Linked DNA regions of Homo sapiens: region 2 is linked to region 1. Evidence: read pairs that join two places in POLR2A ChIA-PET (ENCODE). Cell type or tissue: endothelial cell of umbilical vein. All regions are shown on one strand. Each heading gives the region's core, and the rest is flanking DNA. Links, peaks and the distances in the headings are about the cores only.

Region 1 (10,595 bases), core at 2,108-7,107:
AGAGGTTTTAGCTTTGGAAAGAAATGGGGCACTGTGTTCTCAGAAACAGCAGAGGGGGCTAAGAAGAAAGAGTGTGTTTTGAGGGGAGAACAGGGAAATCGAGAGTGAAACTGTCCTTCCCACCATCTCTTAGAGTGAGAGAGCCAGGTAGGGCTGTTGTCCTTAGACAGTGTAAAAGTTTTGAAAAGGCAGCAGAAAGTCAAAAGAGATGACCCCAAGGAAATGAGGAAGGCGAGTGTTATCATCTGTGGACTGACTACAATTCACTCACAGCAATAGCTAATATTGGAGTTCTTATTTTTTCTAGGTGCTTGAACACAGAACATCTCACTTAACTCTTAGCACAATCCTTAAGGTAAGTATATTAAAATTCCAATTTTGAGATGAAGAGACCAAAGCACACAGAGGTCAGGGTGGGGGTGGGGGTGGGGGAGAGATTATACCACTATGGAGCTAGGCTTCAAACCAGGTTGTCTCACTCCAAAGCCCATGCTCAAATCTGTCTCCTACTATAGGCTACCTAATCTTTCCCATCACTTCTTACGAATATTATGCTCTGTCAGCCCTGTTCATGATTCCTCAGCCCTATTTCCCACTCCTGGCTGTGGGCCTTCTCAGAGGCTCTTCTTGTATCAGAAATATCCTGCCTGCCCAGCAAACCATTCATTCCAAAACCTCTTCAAGGATTTCTTCATAGGTACTATTTCTGTGATGACTTATTTGTTTAAATGAATCTGAGATTGAGATGCTCTTGCTCACGCATACAATGCATTGCAATTGTACAATGCATGTGTGACAGATGCCACTAGCTTTCCGGTCATTGGATGCCTACGCTTATGGATACTTTTGTATCTATGCTGATGTCAGCACCTCCAGGGGGAGAGGACTGTTTAATCTCTTCCAATTCCTCCTTATCAATCTGTATTCTATGATGTTAGTTAACAAATGCCATTTGCAGAATATCATGATGTTGCTAATAGATGTCCATTTATTCATCTTCTCTATAAACTGTAGTATAGTGGCCAAAATTCAAAAGCCTGAAAACTTCTATAAGGATTTTATTCCGGAGGTCACTTTCCCTAAAATTTGATTGTTTTGTCTGCTGAACTCATATATTTCTAGGTATTTGGTAATTCCACCTTGGTTGCTTTATCTATACTTTAAATATTTCAATTGCTCCCGAGTTGCAAGGCTAGCATTTTTCTGCTTCCTCCGTAGTCCATTTTTTTTTGAAAGGTACTAGATTTACTTGGCTCTGATTTCCCCAGGTATCTTTATGATTCCTAGGAGCCATCCAAATGCTGCATGAAGGCAGTATTAATCTCTGCAGCTTTTTCTTCCCACTCAGGAGTTGTCTTTTCTTGAGTTACTTAATTTATTGGAAGCGAATTCCTCATTGTTCTTAATTTATCACTCTCTGATACTGTTTCCATTTCTGGTACATTTATTGGCCTCATGAAGGCAAGACCAAAAAATTAAAGTAAAATAAATTAAAATAAACCCAAGTTTAATGTTTCAATTTCCTGGATGCTCCTCCTTACCCACAATCCCTTTAAGATATTTAAAGAATCTTGTATCATTGAGGTGTCTTCTAAGGCTGTCCTTCCATCACTGTCTACTTTACATTTTTTTTTCAGTTCACTTTTAAAGCCTCTTAGTATTGTTTCAAATGCCCCCACCCTTTTCTTCTTTTTAAGCGTGCTGGTTTTATAAACCGGGAACCTTCTGTTTTCCCATGGTGACATTTAATCATTATCTTCTGTGTGATGCTTCTTCATTTATTAGTCTGAGCAGTTAATTCATTTCCTGGACACAGGATTTATAAGAATGTTTAATTTGCCTTATTACCCACTTTGTTTGCTCAATCAACCCTTTGTTATAGTATCATGTTTTTCTACTCCTACTTAGCATCTTCATTCCACTTCATTCTACATAATCAACTCTCCCCCTTCTTTTGAATGACTTAGCTACTGTGGTCTATCTTTTTTGCCTTTCTCTCCATGATTTTAGCATCTTGGTTGATTAAAGAAGAGCTTCCTCTTAGCTTTCTGCCTGCTGATTTTTAGGATTGAAGTAAAAGACAATTTAATTTTGGGCTCATAGCATATCTTCTCTCGTGCCCATAATCATGTGTGACAAACTCATTGACTTAAAATAAGCAAATTATTATTTTCATAAAACAATCATACTTTTTTTCTATCATTTCCTACTAGTTATAGGACATTTCATCCCCTTAGGTCATCCTGATAGTCATCAAAATCAGTTTGAAACACTTTTACATGTTTTCCTTTAAAATATTTCATTTTCATGAACACTTTCTTCTTGGTCTGAAAACATCTGCATTTGCTGATACTTGTGTTTTACATGTTCCTTCTTATGTTTCTGATGGAAATATTTTGCTAATCTATATAAGCTTAAACTTCTGTCTTTTTTGGAGGGGCGGGGGTAACTTTTTCTAAACTAATGATGCAGTCATTCTTATCTGGAATTCATCATATTCGTGGCACAATCTCAAAGAACTTCATGGATAAAGATAGCTGCCTTGGAGCTAGACACTCCGAGGCATGAAGGGGTTAAATCATGATCGCAGCGACGGCGACCTAACAAGAAGGCGGTGATGGAACCCAGAGAAGCCAGCATTCTTAAGTCACTTCTCCCGTCCCTCTCGCCCCGCCCCCGCCAGTTCATCTCTTTTGTTGCTGGCTAGTTTCCTCTGATTGTAATTCATTCTGTATTCCTTCCTGCCCCTCTGTCTTGGCTAATTGTTCTTTCCCACACTACGGGGTTTTAATTTCCTCAAGTTATCGCCTTATCACTGGAGTTTACACTTCCTCAGCTCTTTGGGCCTGTCTCCCGCTCACCACTGAGTTTTGGTGACCCTTGCCCGACCGCTCAATTTCCACTGTACCTTAGTTTGCAGATCGCTGAAGTGGGACTGTTATTTCTCCCACTTCTCCCAAGGCAGCTGCATCAGAGTCCAGTCATTTTAGGACAGTTTTGCCAGTTAAGAACTATGTCTGAACTCTGTGGTGATTTTCATGGACATTCCAATGAGTTCCACTAGCAAAGCTGGAAGCTCCAACGATATGCCATCATTCTCTTCCCCAGATCACTACATTCCCCCAAACAGCCGTTTGGCTCTGTTTATCCTTATTTTTAACTTTGAAAGGAAATCTAGCAATAAAAATTCTATTTTGCTCTGAGTGGTACATTCACTGACAAGCAATTTTCTCCATGCTTTAAAAGTTGGAGTGACATTTTGAGCAAACTCACTATCTCAGAAAATGTCTTCACGACATGGTGCTGACCTAGGAATCCCATCAAATGCACAGACTCATCAATTTTCTTTACATTAGGTTCAGAGGAGAATCTTAATTTTCTAAAATTTCTTAATTTCCACGCCTTCTAAAAATCTCTTGTCATTATCGCATTGTGAGGGGAGGGAATTCGATATTAAATACAGACCACTTTGCATTAATTCCAGGGTGTCAAGAGTTAAAGGGAACGCACAAACCCAGTGTTGCTATTTTGTTTTATTTTGCTCTTACAGGATGGATCCTTCCTTTTCCTCTCAGTGCCTGGGGCTGGGGAATGAAGTGTCCTCTGCCTGAGGAGGTGGAGTGGAGGCCTTCGTTTTAAGACCAGGGTTCTGATTACACCTGACAGGGCCGAAACTTGATGCCCGCAGAGCTTACTGATATCTTATCTTCTTCCACTAGCCAGGATTACAGCAGGAATGTAACAGAAGTTGTCACTGATTCAGTTTGTATATGCTTAGTATGTAAACAAAAAAGCAAAAACAAAAACAAAATTCTTTTTTGTCCTCCTTGAAATTAGCTCCAGAGAGAGTTCTTTCCATCTTTTTAAAAATATTGGTCAACATAAAGAGTTTTGTTCTCAAGGCTAAATCTTAATGCTCCTGCAGAGAGTCTCATAGTTCAAGAATAATCATATTTAATAAAAAGTCTGCCTCAGAAAAAGATTCACAGAACCTGAGCCATGGCACTGATTTTGTGGTATTTGGATTCGTGTCTATAAAAATATTTGTACACCAGATGGTGGATTGTTCGACGCATTCATCCCAAACCAAAAGATTTTTTTTTTAAACTCACACACACCAAACACTGTGGGGGTGGGGGGGATCATTAATTTTTTTCCCAGTCATGCTGCATGAGTAATGGTAAAAGCAACAGCTAAAACAATAAGATTATTGTGTTGAATTCTTAATGCATTGTCAGGTATAAAGACTTCAAGTAGTGCTGAAAATATTTTCTCCCTCTGAACAACACATACCATATGTACAACTCACTTTGACAGTTTACCAAGTGTACATATTTTCTAAAACAAAATCATCCTGCTGATGGAGGAAGCTATATGGGGTGACCTACTCAAGATTGGATTGGGAAGCATCCAAATTAAACATGAAGCCAACAGCCTAGGGCCCCAGTGATTCATCCAACATGACTTTTTCTCGGCAGGTTGATTTCATTTTTAACAGTCAATTCTCAACTAACTACTCTAATGGGTGGGGAGGTATACATGATAAAACCAAAACAGGATAACAGAAAACTAACTGTGCAGTGTCTAATGTTGGTGGGAGGGTTGTTATCTATGTCCCACACCATGGCCACTCCATGGATCTTGGCTGTTCATTTATTGTCATGTTACAGCAACTGTGGACTATTTCCTGAAGGAAATCTGGCCCCTACCCATGGGTACACTGTGGTCTGCCTCTTTGAGGACGTAGGTCTATACAAGTACATGGCCTGGTTAGGAACCTTCACTTTCACAAGTGGATGCCAAGTTCTTAGGTGTACATCCGCATCTAATCAGAAGTATAGAGTTTCAGCTGTTGGGTACCTGCCAGACAATTTATCCTTGACTTCTCTGCTCCTTAATTCTTATGGAAGTTTGATTGGAGAAAACAACATTTAGGGAGAGATGCAGGCCATCCAACTTTCTTTCTTTCTTTCTTTCTTTCTTTCTTTCTTTCTTTCTTTCTTTCTTTTTCTTTCTTTCTTTCTTTTCTTTCTTTTTTTCTTTCTTCCTTCCTTCCCTTTCCTTTCCTTTTTCTTTTATTTCTTTTATTTTTTTTCAAGATGGAGGCTCACTCTGTCTCCCAGGCTCGAGTGCAGTGGTGGTGATCACAGCTCACTGCAGCCTTGACCTCTTGGGTTCAAGCAATCCTCCTGCCTCAGTCTCCTGGGTAGTTGGGACCACAGGCATGAGCCACCATGCCCAGCTAATTTTTACACTTTTTAAAGAGAAAGGGTCTCCCTATGTTGCCCAGGCTGGTTTTAAATTCCCGAGTTCAAGCAAGCCTCCCACCTCGGCCTCCTGAAGTGCTGGCATTACAAATGGAAGCCACAACACTTGGCCTTCTTTTAGATATTTTAGATATTTTAAACTTTATCTGTGCATCAAGTCAGATACTTAAAAAACTTCATTTGTGAACTGCATCATGTCATTCCCTCAGAGAACTGAATTTTAAAGGACCTCACTTTGTCATTAGGCCCTAGGTTAAAGGCTCCTGGAGTGATACCATAAGAAACAGCTATTGGAAACTCATCTGCTTTAAGTGTCATTCATGACATCAGTGTCCCTTTTGAGGACATATGGGAGAAACGTCTTTCAGGTCTTAAGGCTCCTGAGACCGTGGTATGTATGTTATAAAACACTGTGAATCCTATAACTTGTCTGTTTTCTTCATTGCTCAGAGCCAAATGTGTGATCCCCCTCCAGAAAAGACTTGAGTCTTTACAGTTGGAATTTCCGTGTCGTGAGTGGTGAGTGGTTTTATTTCTTGTTTCACTTTACTGCCTTGCTTGTATTTTTCTCTTTGCTCTAATTAATTTCTTTTGTTTCAATCATATTGCATGATTTTTATGTTACCTAAAATGCATGTCAAATGAGGTGGTGATTTGAAATCGTTAAATCATCCTTATGGCATTTCCTGAGCAAATAGCAATAAAAATATACCTTTGGAGTGTAAGGGAGGAAAAATTTCTCACTCATTGCTGGGTTCATGGCTGAGGCATCTATAACAAAAGACAGATTAAAAAAAGAAAAGCATATAAATGTATTTAATATGTAAGTTTTATATGGCATAGCTTCGGAAATGAAGATCCAAAGAGACAGAGAAACCTGTGGGTTTTTATGCTAAGTTTGATGAATAAGTGGATGATTGTGGAGATGATTAGACAAAACTGTATGATCTAATGCTAATAAACTAGGGGGAACTTAGCAAGGCTTGTTTGTTCAGATTCTTCTCTGTGTCTCTGTGTCTTCAAAGACAGGGACGTTCCTTCCCCCTGGCTACAGGGTGGGCACCTCTGGAAAGAAGGTTTTATGACCTGCTTCTAAGAGAAAGGCAAGGGGAAGGTGAGAGTAACCTTCCTGCCTCTGGGGTTTTCTGAAGTGCCAAGGTGCCATATTTTGGGGTAGTGTGTCCTGAACCCTACAAGGGGATACTCCCAAAAGTATAAATAATTCGGGGAAAAAGTTAGGATGTTTTAATTATCCCAGATAATTGGGAATTTGATATACAGTGACATCTTAACGAACAAACTCTCAGGACAAATCTAGTTTTAATTAATTTGACTGAGTTGCAGAATAAATTGAAGGACATGCTGATCTCAGACAGGAAGGCACCGTCACTGGTGGGAAATGTTCCTTGAAAAGGGCTCGTCTGGGCCAAGGACTGAAACCAAGGCCTGCTTCATTGGAAAAAGTGAAGGAAGGAGGGAATTCATTCCCCGTAACACAATTTAATGCTTCACTCCCCCTTTAACAAATCTTGTTTATAGTATTATTATGCTTAAATTTAAGTAAGCCATAACATAATCATTCTATCCATCCTTGATAATGGAGCTTATTTATGAAGATAAAGTCTACCAAATACCTTCAACAATGTGCCCAGCACTGGGGATAAATCAATGAGTCAGAATCCCTGTCCTCAACACCCGCTTTGAGCCCTTTTCTTTGTTCATTCATTCAAACAGTATTTATTAAGTATCTGAAGGGAGGGCTATGACTGTGGCAGGGCATCTAAGTTATAATGGATGAGGGGCAGCAAAAAAAAGCCCACCAGAGGAGGTGGCATTTAGATTGAGGTCGGAAGGATGAGGAGTTGGTCAAGAGACAGGGAAGGAAAATACAGTCCTGAGGATGAAACAATGTGTGTGAAGCCTGGAGGTGGGGAGGAGACTGCAGGGGCTGCTGGAGATCCGTGTGGGAGGGCCACAGGGTGAGAGGGTGCTGGGTGAGGTCATGATATGGAAGGCATTTCCTCTTCTCCCAAATGGTCTCATGGCCACACCTTTCACCTCCTCCAAGCCTTTGCTCCACCCACGTTCTCAACGAGGCCTCCTCTGTCCCTCCCGTCCCAATTGCAACACCCCCTTGCTCCAATTAGTTTCCATTGCATCTATCACCTTCTAACACAGAAATAATATGTTATTTATTCATTATCTTTCTTGTTTGTCTCCCCCACCTCACTCCTACCTCCCTCTAAGCTTCGGTGAGGCAGAAAGTTTTGTCTGCTTTGTTTACTGACATATCCCCAACATCTAGAACAGGGCCTGGCATTCCGGCTCTGTTCTTCAGGGCCAGGTCTTCAATCAATAGCCGTTGAATGGAATTGAATTGAAAGTTGATGAATGTTTTAAGCAAGGATGTGGCCTTATCTTATTTAAATTTTTTGAAGGTAACTCGAGATCCTGAGCAAAAACAATGCTTTAAATCCAAAAGACACTTTTCTGAATTGCTCTGTATCAACTCTGGAATCTAAAACCAAGGCTTGGCTAGCCAGATGTTAAGCTTCTTCCTAACCTTTCTTTCCAAGTTACCCGAGTAGAGAGAGGGAAAGGCACAACATGGTTATCGTGGAGGCTTTAGGCACAGGGGTGAGAGCCCCAGAAAGAATGCCAACCACCCTATGCAGTCAAGTCAAGCCAGAAGCATGGACTGTGTGCATGCCTACCAACAAAGCCCAAAATAACTAGGATCAATTAAATGGCGGGTACAGAAGTGTGTTTGTGTCTTGATTCTCCTCCCTGTTGGGGCTTGCTACTGCCCTGAGGAAAAAACTGTTTACTTTTCATATCAGGTTTAAACAATTTTTATTTTTAGGCTTCACTCAAAAGTAAAGCAATTTGTACTGGATAATTCATTTTAAAGAAGTCTGTTGAGAGAAATTGCCTCAGGATGGGGCGCTCAGATCTCATTAAGAGGAGATTTATTGGTTAGCACAGGCTTAGAAAAGGTTGATTCATTCATTCAACAAATATTTATTGAACATTTTCTGTGTGCAAAGCCTTGCTGGAAAGTTAAGCGTGCAGTCCTTTTACAGATTCCTTATAAAGCTTACCTTCCAGTTGGGGAAATAACATATGTGCACAAGAAGTTAAATAGAGAGGCAACAATGAAAATGTGCCCCAAGGCAGCCTGTGATTAAATGCGAAACAGGTGGTGGAGACCAGAAGCACTGTAGAATCACTCCCAAATGCCAGTCTGAACAGTTTTCAGTACCTCAGACAGTCATACAATTTTTTTTAAAAATGATTTTTTTCCTAAAGCTAAGTGAATTACATTTGAAGAACCAACAGTTATTCTGATATTATGCCTTTTATGCTTTTTGATTAGTAAATGTCTTTTTTAAAATAAGATACTGTGATGGTGGTAGTTGTTTTTTAAGTTCTTATTTGGCAGAATAAAAAATTGACAATCAGATGTTGTACTTTATTATTTTGTTTTTGTTTTTTGAGACAGAGTTTTGCTCTTGTTGCCCAGGCTGGAGTGCAATGGTGCAATCTCAGCTCACTGCAACCTCCGCCTCCCAGGTTCAAGTGATTCTCCTGCCTCAGCCTCCCGAGTAGCTGGGATTACAGGCATATGCCACCACGCCCAGCTAATTTTGTATTATTAGTAGAGACGAGGTTTCTCCATGTTGGCCAGGCTGGCCTCGAACTCCCAATCTCAGGTGATTTGCCTGCCTCGGCCTCCCTGTACTTTATTATTGTTTTTAAAAGTCTTACTAGTCCACTTCAACCCCTCTCAAGCTAGAAACTACTGCTATTGAGGCAAACAGGATTGCAGCCAGGAGGGGCTCGTGGACTGGCATAGTAAACTGGGTGGGTTTTTCATGGTCAGAATGGAGGCAGATAGACATCCTAGATTAAGTAAGTCACAGCACATTTTTGTGGAGTTGAATTCAATCAGATTTTACGTGTAGCAGAGCCACAGATGTGATGATGGGGACAGCGGGTAGGAGTCGGTGAAGAGCACCCCCTGCAAAGGGCATGCGCAGATGACTCTTGAGAAATCAGGTTGAAAGCTGGGGAAGATCGTGGAAAGCCTTGAATATCCAAGTAAGGACATAGACTTTGGAGATATGGACAGAATTTTATTTTATTTTTTCAATTTTTTCCTTGAATTCTGAAATATGTCCTGATGGTCAGCATTTTTATGAATAGTTTTAAAGCAGACCAGTGATATGAAAAAATAGTATTTTTTTATTTTTTATTTTTATTTTTTGAAACAGAGTCTAGCTGTGTTGCCCAGGCTGGAGTGCAATGGCACGATCTTGGCTCACTGCAACCTCCGCCTCCCAGGCTCAAGCCATTCTCCTTCCTCAGCCTCCCAAGTAGCTGGGATTACAGGCACCCGCCACCACACCTGGCTAATTTTTGTATTTTTAGTAGAGATGGGGTTTCACCGTGTTGATAAGGCTGGTCTCGAACTCCTGACCTCAGATAATCCACCCACCTTGGCCTCCCAAAGTTCTGGGATTAGAGACGTGAGCCACCACGCCCAGCTGAAAGAATAGTATTTTTAAAAGATTAAACTCAATGTCAACTATGGACTTCTGGAGATAATGATGTATCAATGTAGGTTCATTGACTGAAACAAATATACTGATGTGGGATGCTGATAATCAGAGAGGCTGTGTGTGTGTCTGGGGACACGAGACACACAGGAACTCTTTGTACTTTCTGCTCAATATTGCTGTGAATCTAAAACTGCTCAAAAAATAAAACCTATTGTAAAAAGGATTAATCTGGCAGCTGAGTGCCAAATGGATAGGGGGTGGGGCAGATCGAGAATATAAAGTCACAAGATACAAAATTAGGTACAAGCATCTGTCCTGGAGCTTGAGATTTGTTAGCTACATGACAAATCCACTTTTAGCAGGGAGCGACTCTAAAGGCAGGGAACCCCGCCAGGAAGCAATTGTAATGTCCCAGGCCCAAAATAAGCAGGGCATTGAACAAAGTATCAGCAAAGAAAATGGAAAACAGAGAATGAGTATGGGCATGAATAGGAAGGAAATCCCATGGTACTTGGTGATTAATGAAGTCTGAGGGAAGCGAAGGGTGGGCAGAGTGACCCTGGGGTTTGACCAGCTGGGTGATAACTGCACTGCAGTCAGAAATAGGGAAATCAAGACAGAAAACTCTGGGCAGTGGGGGAGGGGGACACAAAACTGGGGAGGGGTTGTCTTTGGGTTAATGGCAGCACCTCTCTGAGGAGGTGGGAGTCAGTGAGCAGCATTTCCTAAGTGCCAGGCACAGTGCGTATCCCCAGCATCTGTGTGG
Region 2 (10,595 bases), core at 2,583-7,582, 660 kb after region 1:
TAGCTCCTACATATCAGTGAGAACATATGATGTTTGGTTTTCCATTCCTGAGTCACTTCACTTAGAATAATAGTCTCCAATCTCATCCAGGTCACTGCAAATGCTGTTAATTCATTCTCAAGGATGAATTTGTATTCAAATCTGGAATCTTCCTTGGGCTGAGAGGGGACTGGTTCCTGTTGTCGGGATGTCTGTGTTGCTAGGATAGCTGAGGGATCAGTGCTTGGATACCATTCAGGTCTTTTTCCTGCCTGTGGGTACGTGGAGGCACACATTCCTGGGAACAGCTGTGAGTGCCTAATTCCTTCGGCCTCTTGTGCTGTGGGAGCATGTGGTAGGACAATGTGGTGTTTCATTAGTTTGCATGAGTGGAACTGACTGACTCGTCACAAGTGTTTTAACTGACAGTGGCCAGAAAGTCTGCAGAATTATCCCTAGTTAAAATGAGCAGTACATTTTCCCAGGCAGTAAGTAACCTACCCTGTCACAATGTCAGATCTTCAAGGTTGAAGCAAAGATGTAAGGTCCAGAATCTATGCAGCTTTTTTCCTCTAAAACATTGATTTAAAGCCCTAACTCTGGGCTGTATCAATGCCCTCATCTGAAAAATGGTTTTAGTTATTCCTCTTCAGAACCATTGGTTTCTGTAACTACTGCCTTCTCTTTAACAAAGCAAGATGTTCCCTCAGACACGCAAATACACCAGCCTTTAGCTCAGGGTTAATCAGAAGGATGTACGATGCGAAGGTCCACATGCAAACATCTGCAGTTTATTTATACCCAGGCATGTCTGCTGTCTGCAAATTGGAAGCTTTTTGTGTACTTTTTGGAGAAAAAAATTGGATTTTGAGTTAAAAAAAAAAATCTTGGGCCGGGTGCGGTGGCTCATTGCCTGTATTCCCAGCACTTTGGGAGGCTGAGGCAGGTGGATCACCTGAGGTCAGGAGTTCGAGACCAGCCTGGCCAACATGGTGAAACCCTGTCTCTACTAATAATACAAAAATTAGTTGGGCGTAGTGGCACATGCCTATAATCCCAGCTACTGGGGAGGCTGAGGCAGGAGAATCACTTGAACTCAGGAGGCGGAGGTTTTAGTGAGTCAAGATCACACCACTACTCTCCAGCCTGGATGACGAGAGTAGAACTCCGTCTTAGAAAAAAAAAAAGAAAAAAAAAAAAGCTTTTATTAGATTAATAGATTCTATTTAATAGAAGGTATACTTAGCATAGTGACAATGGCTTAACAGCCCAAGTTCAAGAATGTTTCTGAAAAGTAATAGTCCATGGGTTGAATTGATGTTTTTATAAGTTTAAAGTTGAGTTTTAGTAACATTTTGAAATACCCCTCGGTGTTTGAACGCAGCTGTTGCGAATGGTTTAGTGCATTCCGAGGAATGGTGAATGTCCCGGTCCCTGGTGGCCTCTGGTGTGCTGAGGACAGGAGCAGCTGGGTCAGAGGTGAGCTCAGCCCCTGCATCTTGCGCTGCTCCTGGGTTGAAGAAGCCCAGAGGGTGGGAAGTGCCTGCAGATCTACCAGCTGTCTGATGGTTGTCCTAAATCCTCTACTGACAAGGATGATTTGAACCTAAATGCCAGGATCTACGCATTCTCAGCTGTTCTGGGGCAAAAAAAAATTGTTAACAGATTGCAAACCACAACCAAGAAAATGATCAGAGAATTACACAATGCAGTCCTTGTTGAGTGGAGCTGTGTAACATCTCCTCTGGACTGCCCCCTCCTCACTCCCACCCCAGGACAGACCTGTTTTAAATCATGTTTTTTTTCAGGCCACCAGCATGCTATTTGGGAAAGGTGAGGTATTTTAGTCTTCTGGGTTTTTCACGCCCCTCAATATATGTTGAAACACCTTGTAAACAGAGGTGCTATGCAGTTATAAATTACTACTCATATTCTTATCACATGTGGATTTGCGAGCCAGCCTAGCCTGGCTAGAATACACAAGCTGGAGAAGTCTTAGTTGTAAGCTAAAGGAGTAGTTGCTGTGGTTGATTGGAAGGAGACTGTCCTCAGGGGGATTGGTCTAGGTGGCCAGACCGGCCTGAGCCACATGGCTGATATGCCCTCAGGTCATGCTTCGGAATGGTGTCACTATCCAGTCTGTCACCAAGAGGCTAGCTGTGGGATTGGATGTAGAATTTCAAGCTCTCTTCTTAGAGGCCCCAAAGACAAGCATATAGGGCCTTGTTTGAAGGACTGTGCTGTTATTTACAAGTTAGAGAGGTCTGAGAAACCTTCCCTAGTTGCCCCAGCTTTTATGCAGTGTGATCTGTCTGTAGGTCCAGTTTGCCTGTGAGTATAATCACTGAAGATAAAATAACTCCTTTTGTGAAGAGGAGAAAAAACACAAGACAGATAATCCAGAGGTTTCAGTTCATATCCTTGTTTTTGCCACTTATTAGATGTGTGAACTCTATAGCAAGTTCTAAACCATAAAGTGGGAGCGTAAATAACCCATCCGAGAAGTGCTATGAAGGTTAACTGCTCACTAAATATGAAGGCTCCACAGAATCTCAGAGCTCTGACTTTCACACTTGACCCTGGTACACCCTACTGGGAATCTGCGTTGAGCAGGTCCCATGCCTGCTCCTAGCTCCCACCTGGTCACCAGCAGTTTCTTCTTCTCCTGCTCAGCTCTGCTGGGACGCCTGGCTCAAAGCCACTGAGGCCCTTGCTGGGATGTCGACGTAGCCGTGGCTATCAAAGAAAGCCACTAGTGACCTTGACGCTGATTCCAGCAGCCTGACTTGGTAGCTTTGTGACCTTGGGTAAGTTATTTTACCTTTCTGAGTCTCCATGTCCTCAAAGGGTGACTCTAAGGATCAGATACAATCTCATGTGAGGGTGCCTAACACAGAACCTGGCATAGAGGAGGCTCAGACTGATGGATTTCCTTCCTTCCTTCCTCCTGGAAGGCTAGAGCTGGGAGGTGCCTAATCCTTTGGTGTAACCTGAGATCACGTTCAATGACGGCAGCTTCTGTGGGAGAAAGTTTCTCACATGTTGATGGAGTCTGGCTGGAATCCCTCTATCTGAGCCTGCCCTACAGCAATGAGCCTTGGCCAACACTCAACAGTTTATAGGTATAACAACTACGCAGTGCACTAAAATATCAGCATACCATCGTACTAATACACAAAACAGAGCCTGTCTTCAGTGAACGGGCCCCGAGCCTTTGCCTGATTGTTCTTGTGCTTAATATCAGTGTCTTTGCTGTTTATTCTTCGATGCGTATTTATTAGCTTGTTTTATGCCAGGCATTGTGCTAGATGCCAGGTACCTAGTGAAGCACGAAATAGATGTATCCCCTGTCCTTAGGGAGTTCTCAGTTTAGGGGGCATTCAGGCAAATGCATCATTAAGTACGTAACTACAAAATGAGGAGGTACAAGGAAGATACAACATCAGAGGACCCCAAGTTACTTAGACTGGTGGAGAGAAGGCCTCTCTGGCATGGGAATTTGAAGATTTGATATAAAAAGAGAATATATTTCAGTAATAATTTTTATGTAACCGTGTTGAAATAATGTCTTTGAAATAGTAGGTTAAATAAAGGATTAAAATTAACTTCAGCTATTTTTTAAATTGACTATCAGAAAATTTAAAATTACCCATGTGGCTCACGTTGTGTTTTTATTGGCTAGCACTGGTCTAGATTTGGGTAAGGACTTCAGATTTTCTCTGTAGGGCAAAAGGAAATCTACCTTTAAAGGATTTTAAGCAAGGGAATGGCACGATCAGTTTTTAGAAGATTGCTTTGTCTCCCTGTGGAGGAGGATTGATGGAGAAGAGGATGAGGAGGGAAGGCAGGAGGTGGTTGTAAAAGTACAGGGAGCAGGTGGGGTTCTGCACTAGCGTGGTGGTAGAGGAGAGAAGTCTGTGGATTCGAGATATAGTTTGCAGGTACAGTCTGCCATATCTGCTGAGGTTTGGATATGGTGGGGTGGGGGAGAGGTATAGTCAAGCATGGCTCAGGCAGCTGGGTATATGGGATAGGGCATTTGCTGAGATAGGGAAGCTTGGGAGAGGACCAAGGCTTTATTTGTTTGGTTGATTGCATTTTCTTAGGGAAGGGGGTTATGGTAGATTGCTGAGAATCAGGACTTCTGTTTGGGGTTTGCTAAGTTTGAGATGCATGCATGTCTAAGTGGAGGTGTTAAACAGACAGGCGGTTGGAATTATGAGCCTGGAGCTCTGCAAAAAAGGTCTGGCCTGAAAGGTATAAAGTTAGGAGTCTGCACAGAAGTGAAATTAAAGCCATGGAAATGGATGCCATCGTCAAAGGAGAGATCTAGAGCTCTATGTAAAGAGTAAAGGGAAGGAACCCTAAGAACGACCTCAGAGGAATCCCAGCACAGTTTGTTCCAGGGAGTCAGCAGAGGAGGCCGAGTGCAGAGAAATAAGATAGGATATGGATAGATAGGATCTGGATAGGGTTGGTGTTCAAAAGAAGATTTTTTTTTTTTTGATGATAGAATTCAATAGGAGACTATCTTGCCATTTAAACTAAAGCATATTTTATCCACTACTTGATTTTTTTAAATAAGGCAGACATGTTTTCAGGGCCACCCTCCCTGGGGTCTGTGTCAGCAGCATGGTGATTATACTCCTGTGGTTTCTTCCCAGCGGTCCTGGACATTCCCCAAGGACCCTGTAGACAGAGGAGGTACATGGACACTGCAGTGTCTGCCTTTGCCTAAAGGGTGATGGCTGCTTTTTCAAGGTTTAGGTAGGTGGCCACGTTGAGGATGGGTGTCTGCCCGGGAAGACAGGTCAAGGGGATATGTTCCTTTATCTGGTAGGCAGAAGCCCTTCCTCTTAGAGGCTTGAGGACATTATCTCAAAACCATAGCATTTTTATTCTGCCTCTCGATTAGTTAGAAAAAGCCTTTACAAACACACTCTTTCAGAAGCCGGTAGGGAATGGGTGGGGGTGGGGTAGATGGGACTGGTGGGATTGGAGGAAGGGCAGATAGATAGCAGCCAAACAAAGCATCTGCTTTTATCAGAAGTGCTGTGTTTGAGCTTAGACAGCCTGAAGCCTGATGATTCACTGATGCCAGATCCTCTCTGCCTGCCAAGAGACATACTGGCCTTGATACGGTTTTTCTTGTTCTTACCCTATTCAATTTGACTGACTGCTGCCAAGTTAAAATTTCAACAGTGGCTTTTAGCTTCATGCTGTCACTAGAATTCTGCTGAGCCCAGGTTAACCCATGACTGGGTCAAGTTTTTATCAACCAGTACCACTGTGTATTAGTCTTGGATTCCTATATAGACTCACCATAGTGTAATATGCAGGATATTTAAATGATGCTGTTTTAACATGATTAGGGAAACTGCCTGAAAAAGGAGTTGAATTGCCATTCTTTTCATGAACACAGTCATCAGGCATTGCAATGTTTTCAGATAAGATAGACACTGACTCATAGAAAAGTAGGAACTGGGCCAGGCGCGGTGGCTCACGCCTGTAATCCCAGCACTTTGGGAGGCCGAGGTGGGCGGATCACCTGAGGTCAGGAGTTCGAGACAAGCCTGACCAACATGGAGAAACCTTGTCTCTACTAAAAATACAAAATTAGCTGGGCGTGGTGGTGCATGTCTGTAAGTCCAGCTATTTGAGAGGCTGAGGCAGGAGAATCGCCTGAACCCAGGAGGCAGAGGTTGCAGTGAGCCGAGATCCTGCCATTGCACTCCAGCCTGGGGCAACAAGAGCAAAACTCCGTCTCAAAGTAAAAAGAAAAGTAGGAACTCGCTGTTGAAATGAAAGAACCAGGCATTTTAGAAGTAATCAGGCCTTAGAATCTCTGACAGCCAGGGAGGGAAATGTGTTCTTGTCTATAGTCTACCCTAGACTGTAAGAAAAAGGATTCCCAAGGTCGAGGTACATGATAAACACAATCCCATGGCCTCAAGTTTAAAAAGAGAAACACAGTTCAGGACAATTAAAAACAATGCTGTGACCCCAGTTCCAAAGGAGGAAGAGGTATGTGGCCATCCAGATAGCTCTTCTGTTTAAGGATGTGAATGAAAGACTGACTCCAGTCTGAACCTGCTCCTTTAAAGGATTCCCCCAGTGTGGTAATGAGGAGCCAGGGCCACTTTGATGTATTCATTCACAAGTATGTTGAACTTTGGTGTGCCAGGCTTTATGCTAGGTGCTGGAGATTCAAAGACAGAAAGGCCAGGTCTTTGTGCATGTAAGGAGCCCTCAGAGGAAGGATGCCCATTTGAACTACCTCTCCTTAGCAGCACCTGTTCTCCATCTTCTTTGCAACTGACCTAATTTCTCATCCACGGTATAGCCCTTTGTATTGCTCCACTGGATTGATAAGCAATCCTGCCTTTCCTGACCTCTGACCTTAACATCTTTCCAGGTATCATGTTACTTTTTCTCCTTGACTTGCTGACTGCAGGTGGCACTTTCTAGATAACCCTTTCCTTTGGACCTGCCTTCTCTGTGCTGCCACTTCCTCTGTGCTTTCCTGACCTTGGACCCTGAGCCAGACCCAGGGAAGGTCGGGTCATGCAACCAAGGTCCATATCAGAGGGTGGCTCTGGGCTGTAAAGAAACAGAGTGCAGAGTGAAAAGAGGATTGTGAAAAATGTGAAGGGTAACAAAAGGGCTTTCAGAAGTTATGTTTGGAACAATAAGACCAAAGAGAGGGGCTTGTGAGAGAAACCAAACTGCTAAGCTTCTGTTCAGCTTGCATTTTTTTCCATCAAGAAATGACTTCTCTGACTGGAAAGGGTAGGATAAATGTGAAGCAAGAATCGCTGGCCTGGAGTAGATGAGGCCATGACAAGAGACTCTAATGCCACCCGATAAGGTGAAGCCCCAAAGTCCAAGAAGACTGAGGGAGTGTGAGACTGAGATCATCAAATCATGTGATGTTGGAGGAATAATGGAGTAACAAGAACTACAGGAAGGATGCAGGTGGATACATAGTTTAATTTTTAAAAAAGGATTTAGAGAGAGAAAAGCTACAAAATGATAAGCTTGACATCGATCTCAGGAAATATTCTATTATAAAGTGGATTATCAAGACAACGATTTTTGAATACTTGATAAAGGAAGCAGTCATCGTTAGTAGCTATCAGGGCTTTGCTAAAAGCCAGTCATACCAGATTAACTTTAGTTCCTGGGGTTACTTGGTTGGAAGCTTAGAAGAATGTTGAGAAGGCATGCATGCAAATCAGTCACTGGTGCTATCCGTGGGGTGAGGAAAATTCAGGCTAGATGATAATACAGGAAGCACGCTGGAGGCTGTGTCCCCTGTTTTCATCAGTTAAAAAAATCTTCTAGACAATAATATTGGCATACAGATCACATACATGAATGACAAATCTAGGGGAATTGTTAATAGGTCAGAGCAACAGAAATGAGATTTTTTTTTAAAAAAAAAGAGATCTTGGTATTTTGAAACAGCAAACCAAACCTAGTTGAATACAACTTGAGAGGGAGAAAGAAAGACTAGCACCAGAGTCCAAAACCATTCATTACAAATGAAAGTATGGGGTTTGGCTAAACAGCCACACACGAAAAATATTTCAAGATCTGGAGAACTGCAGCCTCAGAATGAGTCAGCAGCATGCTATGGCTGTTAAAGAAGCTCCCGTGATTTTCAGGAGCATTAACTAAAGTTAATATTCTGACCATCGGAGTTGGTCACACATGGCTGCCCAAATCATACCTGGTGAATTGTTTTTAACTCTAGACATCAGAAATGGAAGGTGAATCTGCCCCTGACTGCAGAGCAGTGAGCTTCTGTTTAGACCTCTCCTGCTTTGAAGCACTTCTATTGCTTTAATCATGAAGTATCCCTAACATTCTTCTGTATTCGTGAAAAGGAATTTCTCGCATCACGTGTTAACCCTGGGTGCAGAATATAAAATGAGTGTCAGCCTTAATCCTGCTAACTGCTAGTAAAACATACTTTAACAAATAAGATCAATGGGTATGTTTTAAGATGTGGAAGACTGAATCTCTTCTCATTTATTTTGCAAGGGGATGAAACAAAAATATTTAAGCGCACATCTAGAAGTTTTATAGTTCTCTGTTTAAAGCTACATTGGGGCTGGGCGCAGTGGCTAACACCTGTAATCCCAACACTTTGGGAGGCCAAGGTGGGTGGATCACCTGAGGTCAGGAGTTCGAGACCAGCCTGACCAACAGGGTGAAACCCCGTCTCTATTAAATACAAAAAAATTTAGCCGGGTGTGGTGATACATGCCTGTAATCCCAGCTACTTGGGAGGCAGAGGCAGGAGAATCTCTGGAGCTCGGGAGGCAGAGGTTGCAGTGAGCGGAGATTGCACCATTGTAATCCAGCCTGGGGCAACAGAGCGAAACTTCGTCTCAAAAAAAAAAAAAAGCTACACTGGGCCAGGTATGGTGGCTCACCCCTGTAATGCCAGCATTTTGAGAGGCCAAGGCTGGCAGATCACTTGAGGTCAGGAGTTCGAGACCAGCCTGGTCAACATGGTGAAACCCATACCGTCTCTACTAAAAATACAAAAATTTGTAGGCCGGGTGCAGTGGCTTACACCTGTAATCCCAGCACTTTGGGAGGCTGAGGTGGGTGGATCACCTGAGGTTGGGAGTTCAAGACCAACCTGACCAACATGAAGAAACCCCGTCTCTACTAAAACTATAAAATTAGCAGGGCGTGGTGGCGCATCCCTGTAATCCCACCTACTCGGGAGGCTGAGGCAGGAGAATCACTTGAACCCGGGAGGCGGAGGTTGTGGTGAGCGGAGATCATGCCATTGCACTCCAGCCTGGGCAACAAGAGCAAAACTCCATCTCAAAAAAAAAGAAATTAGCCAGGCATGGTGGCGGGTGCCTGTAATCCCAGCTATTTGGGAGGCTGAGGCAGGAGAATCACTTGAACCCGGGAGGTGGAGGTTGTAGTGAGCCAAGATCGTGCAATTGCACTCCAGCCTGGGCAACAAGAGTGAAACTCCGTCTAAAAAAAAAGAAATTATCCAGGCATGGTGGCGGGCGCCTGTAATCCCAGCTACTTGGGAGGCTGAGGCAGGAGAATCGCTTGAACCTGGGTGGCAGAGGTTGCAGTAAGTCAAGATCGTGCCATTGCACTCTGGGCTGGGCAACATTGCGAGACTCTGTATCAAACAAACAAACAAATAAATAAGCAAGCTAGCTACATTGCTTTTAAATTTAGCAAAGGCTATATGCACAATATTCCCCTGCCTGCAGTAAGAAAGTAACTCTTTATTGGGACCTTAATATGATTCCCAACATCAGTAAATAACCTGCTAATCTAAGCACACACTAGCTGATATTTTTCCAAAAATGTCATTTCTGCACTCACCAGGCGTGTCCCATTTTAAGCCTGTTTGTTTTCTCTTTTTCCTGGTAAACAGATAGAAATGGCCCTATGGTAAACTCTGTCTGTTCTCTTGGTTATCTCCCTGATTAAGTTTCTCCCTGGTATTTTAAACATGTTCAGAGAGATTCATTTTCAACAAGATCAGCCAGCCTCTCACAGTATCACTTTGAAAACATCTGGTCTCATTGGGGCTGGGGAGCCAGGCGCTGCTCTGGCAGCAGTGCTGTTCTGTTGCTGAGGGAGTTCTGTCTGAGGCCATCACAGTTCGGTCGCTGGCCTGTGGCTAAATTATCTCCTTAATGAGGGGGCCTGTCAATCCAAGAACAACATTTCTCTCTTGTTCCCTCTCTCCTTCCAATGTTTTATTCCCTTAGTGAACTCATAGAGTGTAGTGGGAGGAAGGTCTAGGTCTTCCGCGTATTAGAGAAAACACACACACACACACACACACACACACACGTTCATTTATTCAAACCAACATACATGGAGCAACTGCACGGGAGGTACAAAGGTGAATACAGTGTGGTCCCTGTTCTTAGTGAGCTCATAGTCCAGTAAGGGACATAGACGGGAATACACATGGTATATCGAATTGTAATTGTTTGTCATCACAAAGTTTTATAATTCATAGGAAAGGAGCACTGAGGAGATGTCACTGATTGTATGAGTTGTGTGTGTGGGTGGGGGTGGGAACGTGTGGTCAGAGAAGCCAGGGATGAATGAGAAGAGGATGGGGACCCCAGGCCTATTGATACAGGTAATTCCAAGTAGTTAAATTTGCTGGAGTGTAAGGAGCAAGGTGAGGAGATTAGGCTGGTGAGTTGGGCAAGACCTTAGAACCGTGATTGTCATCTAAAAAATATAAAATGAGAATGCTAGACTGTCCCATGTAATAACCTTATCTAATAGAACATTATTATACTTATATATGTAACCATATATATAATATATATTTCTATTATAGTAGAAGGAATATTGTCCAGTAGATGCAAAATCTTCATAGACTTAAAGCCGGTTGCTGGCCAGGCATGGTGTCTCATGCCTATAATCTCAGCATTTTGGGAGGCTGAGCAGGGAGGATTGCTTGAGCCCAGGGGTTTGAGAACAGCCTGGACAACATAGCAAGACCCCATCTCTACAAAAAAATAAAAAATAAAAAAATTAGCCAGGCATGGTGGCATGCGATTGTAGTCTCAGCTACTCAGGAGGCTGAGTCAGGAGGATTG

What was found. Peaks named below come from ENCODE experiments on the same cell type or tissue, not always from the same donor. Only the 100,000 strongest peaks of a DNase experiment are listed, where the experiment ranks them.
Region 2: POLR2A ChIA-PET joins it to region 1 with 5 read pairs; 2 of 35 experiments call an interaction of 5 or more read pairs at or near these places.

The regions. Positions count from the first base shown.
Region 1 is chr1:94,319,598-94,330,192 of GRCh38, reverse strand. The region is part of intron 2 of ARHGAP29-AS1 (ARHGAP29 antisense RNA 1); the gene reads right to left. Among named protein-coding and RNA genes, the nearest start is that of ARHGAP29-AS1, 77 kb to the right of the region's middle. RefSeq lists an enhancer at 2,363-2,874. In endothelial cell of umbilical vein, for the core only: no CTCF peak of the experiment used is centred there; DNase peaks (open chromatin) are centred at 2,762, 4,352, 5,872 and 6,682; H3K27ac peaks cover 5,000 bases.
Region 2 is chr1:93,659,287-93,669,881 of GRCh38, reverse strand. The region is part of intron 2 of BCAR3 (BCAR3 adaptor protein, NSP family member); the gene reads left to right. Among named protein-coding and RNA genes, the nearest start is that of BCAR3, 17 kb to the left of the region's middle. RefSeq lists a silencer at 2,875-3,169 and an enhancer at 6,798-7,997. In endothelial cell of umbilical vein, for the core only: no CTCF peak of the experiment used is centred there; DNase peaks (open chromatin) are centred at 2,951, 5,211 and 7,571; H3K27ac peaks cover 5,000 bases.